Linked DNA regions of Homo sapiens: regions 1 and 2 are each linked to region 3. A link is a contact called in ENCODE Hi-C or POLR2A ChIA-PET data. All regions are on one chromosome and are shown on one strand. Each heading gives the region's core, a stretch centred on a gene start or an enhancer-like site at or near the end of the contact. The rest is flanking DNA. Distances are from core to core; before and after follow the strand shown. Region 1 holds the start of NUP88 (nucleoporin 88). Region 2 holds the start of RABEP1 (rabaptin, RAB GTPase binding effector protein 1). Region 3 holds the start of PELP1-DT (PELP1 divergent transcript).

Evidence for each region. Hi-C counts contacts between places; a loop is a spot of excess contacts on that map. ChIA-PET counts read pairs that join two places held with the same protein, here RNA polymerase II (POLR2A). Pooled maps may share reads with other maps.
Region 1: a pooled map shows a loop between it and region 3 (5-fold over the local background). The contact joins the promoter of NUP88 here to the promoter of PELP1-DT in region 3. A Hi-C loop is called at or near these places in 1 of 37 single-sample maps with no recorded cell type and 9 of 50 pooled maps. POLR2A ChIA-PET finds 5 or more read pairs at or near these places in 2 of 52 experiments (GM10248 and activated B cell).
Region 2: a loop to region 3 is called in a pooled map, with 4 times the contacts of the local background. The contact joins the promoter of RABEP1 here to the promoter of PELP1-DT in region 3. A Hi-C loop is called at or near these places in 1 of 168 maps with a recorded cell type or tissue (naive thymus-derived CD4-positive, alpha-beta T cell) and 8 of 50 pooled maps. POLR2A ChIA-PET finds 5 or more read pairs at or near these places in 4 of 52 experiments (H1, HEK293, K562 and 1 more).

What each region holds. Positions count from the first base shown.
Region 1 is chr17:5,418,257-5,420,956 of GRCh38, forward strand. It overlaps NUP88 (nucleoporin 88), which reads right to left and starts at 1,406. Exons shown (of 17, transcript NM_002532.6): 1 at 1,098-1,406. The coding sequence starts at 1,394. It overlaps RPAIN (RPA interacting protein), which reads left to right and starts at 1,926. Exons shown (of 7, transcript NM_001033002.4): 1 at 1,926-2,035. The coding sequence starts at 1,955. RefSeq lists enhancers at 768-1,407, 1,043-1,580, 1,581-2,118, 1,848-1,967, 1,978-2,197.
Region 2 is chr17:5,280,953-5,283,652 of GRCh38, forward strand. RABEP1 (rabaptin, RAB GTPase binding effector protein 1) reads left to right here and starts at 1,332. Exons shown (of 18, transcript NM_004703.6): 1 at 1,332-1,568. The coding sequence starts at 1,535. RefSeq lists a silencer at 1,052-1,771.
Region 3 is chr17:4,702,941-4,705,640 of GRCh38, forward strand. PELP1-DT (PELP1 divergent transcript) reads left to right here and starts at 1,290. Exons shown (of 2, transcript NR_103482.1): 1 at 1,290-1,430; 2 at 2,259-2,589. It overlaps PELP1 (proline, glutamate and leucine rich protein 1), which reads right to left and starts at 1,197. Exons shown (of 17, transcript NM_014389.3): 1 at 923-1,197. The coding sequence starts at 1,171. It also overlaps the pseudogene RPS12P29.

The DNA.
Region 1 (2,700 bases), core at 156-2,655, 720 kb after region 3:
TTATTATTATTTTTTGAGACACAGTCTTGCTCTGTTGCCCAGGCTGTAGTGCAGGGGCGTGATCTCAGCTCACTGCAACCTCCTCCTCCCAGGTTCAAGCGATTCTCCTGCCTCAGGCACCTGAGTAGCTGGGATTACAAGGGCGCGCCACTACACCTGGCTAATTTTTGTATTTTTAGTAGAGACGGGGTTTCACCATGTTGGCCAGGCTGGTCTCGAATTCCTGACTTCAGGTGATCCACCTGCCTCTGCCTCCCAGTGTTGGGACTGCAGGCGTGAGCCACCGCGCCCGGCCTTCATAATTCTTTTTAACTGAAATTGGGTAAATAAGTAGACTGTAGACTCCTGCCCTATTTTCAAAACTGCAGAAGCATTGCTAGCGTCTTATTAAAATTAAATCACTTCTCGGTAACAAGAATTGGACCGGGCACACAACAGATGTCATACCTTAGAATGAGTACCAAGCTCTTTTTCATCTTTAAGAGAATCTGTGTATTACAAATAAACATTTCCATAAACCAATATTTGACCACGGCAAGTGTGTAATACTTTCTGGATCACACCCATTTTCACATGCTGTCGGCTAATCAAAAACAAAAATCCCCATTTTGGGTATGGCTTTATTTTCTAAAGCGGGCGTTACGGGGGTAAGAATTAACAGAGACTTCCTCCTCCATGTCAAGCATGAAGCGTGGTGCTTTGAAACCTGCAACCTGACTTGCTGTGCACAACGCAAGAGAAAGTTACGATCTAACCTATTATAAGCGTCACATCAGGAAACAGGTTTCTCTCGACGAAACTAAAAATAGCAACTCCGCCCACTCGTTCTCAACCCCTTTAGCCCGCTTTGTTTTTCTCCAGAGCACTCATCCGTCACTAGTATTTTTATTGAATATTCAATGACCCTTTCCTTCCTCCCAGGCCTCCAGGCCGTAAGCATCGAGAGAGCCTGAGTCCCCGCGACCGCGTATGGCAGCGTCGGAGTCAATCCGCTGGAACGCCTGCCACAAGATGAAAAACAGCCAAGAGGAGCAAGGAACAAAAAAGACTGGTTCCGATCCCGGTGAGGGTCACTTCCAAGATCGGCCTGGCATTACCTGGTACTGGGACAGGGCGGGCTCTTCGCCGCCGCCGCTGGGGCCCCGAAGGCGAACGACTAAGAAGGAGCTGTCTTCTCCGTCCCACAGGAAAAGCTCTCCGCCGAGGCCAAAGACCACGTTTCTCGTCAGCAACTGCGGCGGCGGCGACGAAGGCAACGACGAAGAAGCTGGTTTCTCAGCTTCGGTTGGACTCTGGTTTTTCAGTCCCTCCCGGAGCCGCAAGAACACGACGTGGTTAGGAAGCCAGGTCTGCCACAGCTCGCCGTCGCCCACCGGTCCCTCGGCGGCCGCCATCTTGGCCCAACTGCTCCCCTCACTCCAGTTGCTCAGCCCGCCGCTGAGCACAGCCAATCCGCGGCCGTCCACTCACTGTTTCGGCCAATCACCGAGCAGACGGCCCGGAAGCTCGAGAGGCTCGTGCCAGGTCGGGGGGCGAAGGCGAGGCCAGCCCACCAAGCAGGGGCGTCACCAAGGGAAAGCCAATCACCATTATTTCTGAAGCCCAAGGGGGCGGGACGAGAAGTCAACATAATGGTGGTGCTGCTGGAAATCTAGCACCTGGGGAGAGCCTGAGACTTGTGTATCTAATTGCCTATTGGACACCTCCATCTGGGTAAACCCAGGCATCCAGAACTTTCCCTCAAGACTTACCTCCCTCAGTGCAGGTCGGGCTGGCCTCACGCATTTCGCTTGGATGCCTAAATCTGTCTCCACGTGGGGCCGGTCGATAAAACAACACTTCCCAGAATACGCTGCGATCCATTCGCGGTCTGCACCCGGAAAGTACACCTCCCAGGGGTCTGTGCGCGCCTCCAGGGAACGGGTCTTGTGGCTTTGTCTCCCGCGAAGAGGAGATGGCGGAGTCGTTGAGGTCTCCGCGCCGCTCCCTGTACAAACTGGTGGGCTCGCCGCCTTGGAAAGAGGCTTTCCGGCAGGTGGGTATGGGGTTTGTGCAGTGGTCTACCCTAGATCGTCCCGGTGACCGCCGTCTTCCCTGCCTTCGCCTTAGCCCTGCTCCGTGGAGCAGGTGCCGCAGCGCGCCTGGTCTGGTCAAACCCAGGCCTGCTGACTGTAGAGTGTGGGATTAGCCCGGGTCGGTCAAGTCCTAGAAAGCCTTGTTTTTGGATTCGATTTTGTTTTGAATTTAAATTGTGGTCAGGACATCACCGTTTGCACCTCTGCAATAACACTACCTACTGTTGCTGCGGAGGTGGCCACCGAGAGAGGCACTTTGTCTACGTTCGTCTTGTGAGATAGAGATGATTTCTATTCTAGAGAGTAGTAAAATGAGGCTTAGAAGAGGGCTCCACCTCAGTTCTGGCCTCTTCTGAACACAGTGTGGTTATTAGTAAGTAATGTCCAAGAAAGTAACCCGACGCAAGAAAGATAGCAGATACAGCAGAGTTTCTCAGCCTTGACAATGGACATTTTGAGGGAGATATTTATATGTTGTGGAGGGTTGTTTAAGCCACGTCTCGGGCCTCCACCCACTAGATGCTAATAGTCCTATAACTAGAATTGTGACAACCAGAAATGTCTCCAAGCATTGCCAAATGTTCCTTGGGGGACAAAACCTCCCTGAGTTCAGAAACGCTGCTGT
Region 2 (2,700 bases), core at 82-2,581, 580 kb after region 3:
GACATGAACTCATTCTTTATGCTTTCACTTTAGCTTCTTTTAGGGATGTCTAGACTCTGCCATAGAGAGAATGGATCTGGGAAAGAGACCACAGCTTCAGCCATCTGGAAAGGGAATTCTGGGGCCACAAGTATTCAGAACTTGGTCCTGAAGTGCCAAACCCTGTGGACTCCCTCATCCTGGGGTGGGATTGCTGGGTCTTAAAATGTACATAATTCCTGATGCTCCTCTCTGATTTCAAAATAGCTTTTTAGGCCGGGCGCGGTGGCTCACGCCTGTAATCCCAGCACTTTGGGAGGCTGAGGCAGGCGGATCACGAGGTCAAGGGTTTGAGACCAGCCTGACCAACATAGTGAAACCCCGTCTCTACTAAAAATACAAAAATTAGCCGGGTGTGGTGGCGTGCGCCTGTTGTCCCAGCTAGTCGGGAGGCTGAGGCAGGAGAATTGCTTGAACCCGGGAGGCAGAGGTTGCAGTGAGCCGAGATCGCACCATGGCACTCCAGCCTGGGTGTCAGAGTGAGACTCTATCTCCAAAAAAAAAAAAAAAGCTTTTTAAACTACCTCCTTGGCATGGGGCACTCCAGGTGTCGAAATCAGACGGGGAGTGGTGATTAGAGGGGAGTTCCTAAAGTATAGGGCCCAGGGGCCCAAGTATAAGGGCCACACTTTGTGTATATGATTTCTCCTTTCCTGCCATGAGTGCAGGGTCTGTACCTGGCTGTATCTCCAGCATCTATCACGACTGAAAACCCAAACGTATTTGCTGAATGGATAGTATACTGGCCTCTGCACCAGAAGACCTGGGGTCCAGGCCCAGTACTGTCGGAAACAGTTCTTCATACTTTATTACCTCGTTTAAACTTTTCTTAGCCATTATATTGATAAAAATTCCAAGAGGTGAAGTGACTCTCCCAAGGTCGCAAAGCTAGAAGAGGTAGAGGCTGGAACTGCACCCCGCCATCGGTCCTCCTCTCTTACTCATTTTTTTTTTTCCCCTCACTGTGCTGGGGTGGAGAACCGGGACCGGCACCTTCGAGAGGCCAGGCCTCTGCTGCAGCCCCTCTTCTCCAGCTCCGCTCGGCACTCAGCCTCCCCGCGCCGCTGGGTCAGGCGCCCAGCTCCGCCGAAACCCTCCCCTCCCGCCGCGCTCCCTCCGCGCTCCCTCCGCGCTCCCTCCGCGCTCCCTCCGCGCTCCCTCCGCGCTCCCTCCGCGCTCCCTCCGCGCTCCCTCCGCGCTCCCTCCGCGCTCCCGAGGCCCCGCCCCTCCCCTCGGGCCAACGTCACGTGCCGCCCCATCCCCCTGCGCCTGCGCACTGCTTATTTCCCGCTGTCAGGATGAGGAGGCGGAGGTCGGCGGTCGGGTCCGTCTCTGCCCGCGGCTGTGGCGGCGCCGGCGGATCCAGCCTTAGCGGTTTCTCTCTGGGCGGCGGCGGCGGCGGCTCGGTTGACGCCTCCTCCGCCAGCTGAGCCCGCGGGAGCCCAGGACGCCGCTTCCCCGCCCATCCCCGCTCCCCGAGGCCGGCCGCCTGGTCATGGCGCAGCCGGGCCCGGCTTCCCAGCCTGACGGTGAGGCGCCCACCATGGCAGGCGCGGCGGGCGCGGCCTGCCCGGCGTCGGCGTCGCGGGAGGATTTCGGGGCGGGCAGGCGGCGGCAAGGGCGCGCGCAGGCCCCGGGGGTGACCCCGCCGGGCGGAGGCGGGGGCGCGCGGGCTGCGGCGCGCGAGGGCGGCGCGGGCGCCCCGGCTGCCGTCGCTGGGGAGGGGGCGGGAGGCGCGGGTGCAGCGCTTGCGGGAGGGCAGAGGGAAGGGCGTGGGGAGGCTGCTGGGTAGCGTGGGGTAGTGTGGGGAGGGAGCGGTTCTGGGTAGCGGGGGACCGGCACGTGGGTTCTGCCCGTGGGGGAGGATGGAAATCGGGAACATGTGCTATATTCGTTAAAGAAAAAAAATCTTAGCTTAGGTAGTGTACCCTCCCTGCCGCCCCAATCCTTGCTATAGAACTCTTTGCACCCAGTTATGTGACCTGAAAGTAGTTGTGTACAGTAACTGGATTTAGTAGCATTCCCTGAATGGCAGTGTGGCTTAATGGTTAAGTGTTGGGGCCTGGGAGTCTAGAGGACCTGTATTCTTAACCAGCAAGCTCTGGGCTCATTTCTTAGCCTCGTTGAGCCTCAGTATTCTCACCCACGAATTAACCAAGAGGTTAATTCATGCCTTTATATTTTATCTATAAAAATAGCAACACGAATGTGTATATACAATAATAGTATTATGGAGGTATTAGGAATAATGAGAATAGTGTTTGAGAATGCTGAGGCCTACTTGCACTACTTGAAGATATTTGCTTGTGGAACTAAAAAAAAAAAAGTGAAGTCGAAGAAATGTGTCATTTATATTCTTGGAAGGAAAAAAGGGCCCCATCCTAAATAATCAAAGTTGGTTGTCAGAGCCCTTCGTGACCTTCTGGGAAATTGGACTAAGCTGTGCTTCACAGATTGACTACATGGTTCCAGGTTTTACCACCTAGAATAGATGTTTGGAAATAGTGTGCTTGGGCTTTTCCAAGGTCCCACTGTATCTAGTTGTGAAAGTACTTTCTGGTGTATTTCTATAATCAGCGTGTGTGCTTAGCATCTTTAAGTGTGAGTAGAGTAGAATGTTGGGAAAAGGGGCTTGGTACGGAGTAGGTACTTTAAAACTTG
Region 3 (2,700 bases), core at 40-2,539:
AAGATGGAAAAGAGTGGACAGATCTGAAAACTACTCAAAGGATAAAATCAACAGGACTTGACAGATTGCTTATGGAGGTGTATGAAGAAGAGTTTAGAATTACTTGAGTGTCTAGCTTGCAGAACTGAATGGTTATCAGATTCCATTCTTATAGAAGTCCAAAGGCTCCTAACCCGGCCTAAAACGCTCTGCATGACCCGACCACTGCCTACCCATCTCACCAGTCTCATCTGTACCCACTCTCTTCCCCTCCACATCTGAGCCCCAGGAACGATGCCCTTCTTTCCAGTTCCTTCCTACCACAGGGTCTTCCCACATGAGCTCTCCTCTGACTGAACAGCCCCTCCCATATTTTTTCCCTACCCAACCCCTATTCATCCTTAGGGTCTCAGCTTAAACGCCGGTTTCTTTGGAAAAATCTCTGCCAGTCTTCAGATAAGGTTAGAGACCCCTGATATTCAATTCTCATCTTGTTTCGCAGCATTTTGTGTATCGCCACCACGTCTGTAACCGGAGCGCCTAGTACAGTATCTGACCCTCAATAAGAGCTCGGTAAATGTTTATTGTTGAATGCGTCATTCAGTCAGTCGAAACAATCCCCGAAACAGATATTGCCAGAGGAAAAAGAGACTTTTAGATTATACAACTAGTGAGTGACCGGGCCTGGAACCTAATCGATTCCTGTGTGCCGACCAATAGCCTAACAACAGAAAAATAAGGCCCATTTTTCCCCTGGAGAAACTCATGGCCGATAAAGGAGAAATACGTGCATCCCGTCCGGACTGATACCTGGATCCCCTTTCTGCCCGCAGCTCTCCTTCCTTCAACCTCCCTATCGCACTTGCACTGCACCGTAATCCCGGCGCACAGGTGCCGCGCCATCCTCCCCACAGGGCCGCGGGCACGCGGGCCACGGACTCACCTGGGCCCCGCCCACCGACCCATGCAGCCGCAATAGGCACATGAGCCCGGGCAAATGTGGGGCCGAGCGGTTTGGGGGATGCACCGGAGCAACGGCAGACCCCGTTCGAGGTTGCAGCAAACCAGAAACACTCTCCAGCAGCAGCAGGCGGAGCCGCGGGCCCGAGCTCACTGCCGAGAGACCCCCGGTCCCGCCAGGAACCCCAGCCGCGGAGCCCGCAGAGGGCCCACTCAGAACGGCTGCCGCCATCTTCCCCCGGGTTCCAGTGGTGGCGTGGCGCGATGACGCAAACACACCGCGACGGCCGCCTACTGGGGAGGGGGCGTGGGGAGGGGGCTGCGGTCTTGCGCACTGAGTGAAGGCAGGCTGGACTCGCGGGCTCAAGCTGGGAAGGAGCATGCGCGGAGAGAGCAGCCTGGGCGCCGAGGCAGCGGGGTGCTCGGTTCCCGGAGTGATGGCGGATGAGGCTGCCTGTGAGCGTGTCCGAGGCGGTCCTGTGATGTTAAAGGTACACGTGGTCCGGACAAAAGGCGCCAAAGTCGGAACGATTTCCATTTAGCGGACGGAGTCTTGGGACATCTTCGCTGTAGGAATCAATAACTCTCATTTTTTTTTTTTGAGACGGAGTCTCGCTCTGTGGCCCAGGCTGGAGTGCAGTGGCGCGATCTCGGCTCACCGCAACCTCCACCTTCCAGGTTCAAGCGATTTCCCTGCCTCAGCCTCCCGAGTAGATGGGATTACAGTCGCGCGCCACCACGCCCGGCTAATTTTTTTTGTATTTTTGTAGAGATGGGGTTTCACCATGTTGGCCAGGATGGTCTTGAACTCCTGACCTCAGGTGTTCCGCCCGCCTTGGCCTCCCAAAGTGCTGAGATTACAGGCATGAGCCACCGCACCCTGCCTAGGAATCAGTAACGTGTGTGTGTGTGTACGCGCGCCAAAGATTTATTTCTTCATTTCTTGCATTTCAAGTACTCTTCGATGTCATCCTTGGCCTGAGACTCCTTGCCATAGTCCTTAACTACTACACAACTGCAACCAACCACTTTACGGGGTTTCCCCTCTCTGTCGATTTTTACAGAGCCCTACCCATTCTCCTAGTTTCTTGTTGTCATCAACCTTAATTAGGTTGATTTGGTGTTCAGCACAAAGGCCTCCACCAACTTGACATACATAGTAGGCTCATCATAGTTGGATGCAAGCACACAAAGATGGGCTTGGCGTTTGTCTAAGGCTTTGGCAGCTTCGCGAATTCCACGTGCTAGGTCATGGTGGATGAGAGCGGTCTTCAGCACCTCTTGTGAAGCAGTATTAACATCCATTACCCCTCCAGCAGCAATGCCTTCCTCGGCCGTGGCGGTGGGTTACAAGTGAAGCTGAATCTTGAAGGTACCCAAGCCTCCGCCTCCGCGCAACTCGGCAGCGGCAGGGAAAGAGAAGGAATCAATAACTCTCTAGGTAACTTGAAATCACAGACATTTTTAACTACATTTGCAACTTCAGAAATGATACAAGACGTGCGCCTTGCAAAAGCCAATTCAAACAGTACAGAAAGGCATAAAGTAAAAAGAAAAACTGCTCCTCCCCCGCAAAGCCCTGCCCCAGTAGCGTGTATACTTTCCTAATATTAGTCTATGCACAAGCACATAAATGAATATTTTACAAGATTGGGGTCTGCGTGTGGCTTGTTTTCACTCATGGCCTTCTTTATGCTGTTTTTTAAACTGTGGTATGAATGAAATGGGTGCACCATGATTTAATAATTCTATTGCTGAATT